Regions from separate parts of the Homo sapiens genome. Here region 1 is linked to region 2. A link is a loop called in an ENCODE intact Hi-C map of the cell type or tissue named here. Cell type or tissue: ascending aorta. All regions are shown on one strand.

Region 1 (2,500 bases), 290 kb after region 2:
TCTCTAAAACATAAAACTGGCCATTCCTCATTTCCATAGTCTCCCAATTACTAACACGTTTATAAAGCTCAATAATGACTGTCACGTTTGTTTAGGGAGCTAAAGGTGGAAGTCCAACTTTAAAGCAGGATTTCAAGTTTCCTGATCACATTGAATTCTTTTTTTTTTTTTTTTTTTTTTTTTTTGAGACACAGTTTCACAGTTTTACTCTGTTTGCCCAGACTGGAGCACAGTGGCGTGATCTTGGCTCTCTGCAACCTCCACCTCCTGGGTTTAAGCGATTCTCCTGCCTCAGCCTCCTGAGTAGCTGGGATTACAGGCACATGCCACCACACCTGGCTAATTTTTGTTTTACTATTATTATTATTATTATTATTATTATTATTTAGATGGAATTTTGCTCTTGTTGCCCAGGCTGGAGTGCAATGGCACTATCTTGGCTCACCTCAACCTCCACCTCCCAGGTTCAAGCGATTCTCCTGCCTCAGCCTCCCGAGTAGCTGGGATTACAGGCATGAGCCACCACACCCAGTTAATTTTGTATTTTTAGTAAAGACGGGGTTTCTCCATGTTGGTCAGGCCGGTCTTGAACTCCCGACCTCAGGTGATCTGTCCGCCTTGGCCTCCCAAAGTGCTGGGATTACAGGCATGAGCCACCGTGCCTGGCCAATTTTTGTATTGTTAGTAGAGATGGGTTTTCGCCATGTTGGTGAGGCTGGTTTCAAACTCCTGACCTCAAGTGACTCGCCTGTCTCAGCCTCCCAAAGTGCTGGGATTACAGGCGGGAGCCACTGTACCTACCCAACATGGAATTCTAATTCTCCCATACAATCAGCCAGCCAAAACATCCTGTTTTTAGAGGTAGCCAACCTATGGGATTTATACCATTAGTAAGAGTTAAAAAAAAAATCACATATTGAGTGCCAATAAACTGGAGAACACAGATTTACCCAGCATAGAGCCAGAGCCCATGGTCCTTAAGGAAGAAATGATTTTCCCTTTTTTGGCTTGGGCTAGTTCATAGAGAAAAAGAATCCTAAAAAAATAGTGTCTATCTGTAGATGAACCAACGGCATAAGGGACCCTGAGGCCCCCATAGTATATTCCACCAGAGAAGAGATCAGAATAAATTGCGATATGTATTTGTTATAGTGGCAGCTACCCTTTTTGAAAGAACTACAATGGAATATTGAGGTCATCTCTTAACTTGTAAATAACCTTGTGAATGATAAACGTGCTTTCTTTGAAAGCTGTGATAAACATTGAGGTGTGAAAAGCAAGTGAAAGGGGACTTGAAACAGATGCAAACGGACGCTTTACTTGGCCTTGAGAAAGATTGAACACTAGAAATTGGAGTCTTTGTTATTAAGGGAGAGATTCTCAAATCACTTGGGCATGAAAGTGTTCCCAGGCTAATTCCAAGCTACCAAAATACAGAGTCCAAAGACACTCAGAGTCTCGTAAAGTGCCTTGCCAAGAAAAAATGGAACTTTGCCTTCTTGGCTTCCAAAAAGAGGGTTTCCATCCAGGTTCCCACTGGAATGGAGAAGTCGTTCACATATTTTCCCACCCTTTCTGTTTCTCTGAATCACAATGACTTTATTTTAGCTTGTTACTTACACAAGGAAAATGATCCCTTAGCACTACTAGTCAAGTCCTCACCATTTGCTTGTTAGTTGCATGTAAATAGCAAGAGACTGGTTGACTACAGTTAATCCTGAATAGTCCTACATTATCTTACGATGTCCGTGTGTGGAAACAACTAAGGCACCAAGAAACTAACAAAGATCATTCATGACCATTTTGTTTACCTCTTTCTATCAGATATGAAATCATAAGAAGATCAAAGTAATAATTCATGGATGGGGGTCTCATGCTCTTCATTTTTGACCCAATTCTCAGGTTATTAAAATAACATTTAACATTTAGTGAACGCTTGCTGCTGTGCCAGTAATAGAGGTAATTGATACAAATGTATGATCTACTGGAATCCCTACAACAGTCATACGAGGTGGGTACTGGAATTAGCCCCATGCCCAGATAAGAAGGTTGAAGCGTGAAGGAGTTAAGTCAACTTCCCAAGGTCACAGAGCTAATAAATGTCAGAACAGAGATTTGAACCCCAATTGCGTGGCTCCAGAACCTGCCCTCTTAACTATGAAGTTTTACTGCTTTATGCAGCTATATGATATTGCAGCTCGCTTCATTTCTGATGACTATCTGTGTTCAAATTCTCTGTTTAAATATTTATACAGAATATAAATGGGTACCCTGAGACTTTACAATGGGCATATTGCTATGAATTTCTTAGACACAATTCAAGGGGTCTATAAATCTCAAGTTTTAAAAGCAAGAGGAGATGCCATTTGCCTAGGAGTTCTCATCTCAATGCATGTATTTTAAGACAATTCTAGATGTACAACTGCAAAATGTATGACTTCAGCACTTGTATGTGCCCACTTGCTTGGAGGCATTTGGCTTGTTAGAGTTCTTAATATGT
Region 2 (2,500 bases):
GAGGTTGCAGTAAGCCGAGGCCACACCATTGCACTCCAGCCTGGGTGACAGAGTGACACTCCGTCTCAAAACAAAAACAAAAACAAAAAAAAAACAACCACATAAAACCTTCCATTATTTTTGCTTTACAGAAAATTTATAATGATCAGTTGTTTCTTTTATTCCTTAACTTATGTGAAATGGCTGCTTTAAAAAAACAGAACTAAGCACATAAGATTGCTATATGGTAGTAAAATTATTGAAAAATGCCAAAATGACATTAAAATTCTATGCTTCTGATTCATAAAGCAGAAAACCTCTGTGAACGTAAAGCTTAAGAGTTTTAGTGGCTGTTTCAATCTATCTTGGGGAAAAGCAAACTTAATAAAATGCTTTCAATTAGTAGCATGCTCTCACTAGCATGCTGACTGCTTCATTGCTGGGAAGAAATATAGAATCACTATCACTCCGTCACCCACAAGGACAAGAGAATGAAAAGAATAAAGAAAAAAAATCATGGATAAGACATGCTGAAGGCAGTCCAGACATCTATCTCCTGCAGGTCTAACAAGCCACGGTTTCTCAGCCTGAGCACTGATCATTTTGATGGACAGCTCTTTGCTGTGCAGACCGTCCTGTGCATGCTAAGATGTTTGGCAGCGTCCCTGGCCTCTATCCTCTAGATCAGCATTCTCCAACTCCCGGGCCACGGACCAGAACCCGTCTGTGGCCTGTTAAGAAGTGGGCCGTACAGCAGGAGGTGAGTGGCGGGTGAGCAGGCCAAGCTTCATCTGTTTTCACAGCCACTCTCCATTACCCGCATTACTGTCTGAGCTCCACCTCCTGTCAGATCAGCGGCGGTATTAGATTCTCGTAGGAGCACGAATCCTATTGTGAATTGTGCACACGAGGCATCTAGGTTGCACGCTGTTTATGAGAATCTAATGCCTGATGATCTGTCACTGTCTCCCATCATCCCCAGATGGGATCATCTAGTTGCAGGAAAACAAGCTCAGGGCTCCCACTGATTCTACATTATGGTGAGTTGTATAATTATTTCATTATATATTACAATGTAATAACAATAGAAATGAAGTGAACAATAAATGTAATGCATGTGAATCATCCTGAAACCACCACCTACACCAGCTCCGTGGAAAAATTGCCTTCCACGAAACCAGTCCCTGGTGCAAAAAGATTGGGCACTGCTGCCCTAGATGCCAGCAATATCCACTCCACTTCACCTCAACCCAGTCTGACCATTGAAAGACATTGCCCTGGAGTCCATGGGGGAGCAAAATGATAGCCTCTCACCCCTTCCCCGTGAGAACCACTGTAATCAACTGAAGCTGCTGTGCAGGCTTTGTTTGAATCAAGTGAGGTGGGTGGCAGGCTGGTGACGTTCGGTCATTCGCATAGGGGCGATGCTTGGTTTTAGCTCACTGTGCCCACCAGAGAGCAGCAGCTGAGCAAAAATGTCTGCTTTTCCTGCTGTTTTTATTTGGTAGATAAAGTGCATTACCTACATATTTCAAGCAGACAACCAGCTCATACACAGGAACTTCAACAGGCTACAAAATGAGTGCTATACAGGTGCTGGAGGAGAGTGTCTTGAAAATTGAATGGTCATAATTACCTTGAGGCCCAGCTCTCCAACTATCTTTACTCCCTCCACCCATGCAATTTAGACAGAAACAGTCATTTCTCTAGCAATGAAATTATAGATCCAGGGGGGAAAAATCAATTCTATGATACCTTCCTTCATGGCTACAGATAAGGCAAATGAGGGAAAACACCCCTCTCTGAAACATTATTACCAAAGCCTGGTACCCAGGAAGAACTTTGAGTTTATTTCTTAGACTGGCTATGTGCTTCTAGAACAACTTATGCTATGATCGACAAGTCTACTGCCACCCCCCCCCCCAAAAAAAAAAAGCTTTAGGTTTGATTCAGGTAACATCCATTTTGTAGCAAGGCATAGTTTAGAAAATAAAATCCTTCCTTTGTATTCAAATTTACAACGCTTAGTGCACTGAAGAATAACCATTTCTTTACATGTCTGTCTCTCTTGTCTGTACACAGAAGGCAAGTTCTGTATTTTGTATTCCCAGCACCAAGCACGGTGCTGAGCAGCCCAAAGTGCTTAATAAACGTGTGTTGAATTCAGTGTTTCTCTACGTAAATAAAGCACGGACTTGGAGCAGGTTAATGCCAAGGAGTATGTGTATTTAGCACCATTTAAAATCTCAGAAGGGCCATTCTCAGCTTTTCTTGTCAGGAAGAACCAAGGGAACATTCTACCAGGTAGCTGCATACCTGCTCAGAGACAGAGCTGCTGTATTTTTTAGACATTCTCTTTCTCATCGTCTCTTTCACTGATTTCACCTTTTTCCCAAGAGAGATGCGAGAGGCAGTAGGTGATTTGATGACTTCTTTGTACACAAAGTCTCCTTCTTTACCCTGTAAAACAAAATGTTGCAAGTATTGTTGGTCGCAGAAAATGAAGAACAGGTTTTATTAT

What was found. Hi-C counts contacts between places; a loop is a spot of excess contacts. Peaks named below come from ENCODE experiments on the same cell type or tissue, not always from the same donor. Only the 100,000 strongest peaks of a DNase experiment are listed, where the experiment ranks them.
Region 1: a loop joins it to region 2, with 8 times the contacts of the local background. A loop is called at or near these places in 2 of 110 quality-filtered maps.

What each region holds. Positions count from the first base shown.
Region 1 is chr6:148,241,337-148,243,836 of GRCh38, reverse strand. It overlaps a transcript of SASH1 not described here. Among named protein-coding and RNA genes, the nearest start is that of SASH1, 100 kb to the left of the region's middle. In ascending aorta, no CTCF peak of the experiment used is centred here; a DNase peak (open chromatin) is centred at 1,488; H3K4me3 peaks cover 546 bases; H3K27ac peaks cover 2,150 bases.
Region 2 is chr6:148,527,392-148,529,891 of GRCh38, reverse strand. It overlaps SASH1 (SAM and SH3 domain containing 1), which reads right to left. Exons shown (of 20, transcript NM_015278.5): 12 at 2,296-2,439. Among named protein-coding and RNA genes, the nearest start is that of SASH1, 190 kb to the right of the region's middle. In ascending aorta, a CTCF peak has its summit at 1,455 (motif pointing right); no DNase peak of the experiment used is centred here; H3K27ac peaks cover 2,270 bases.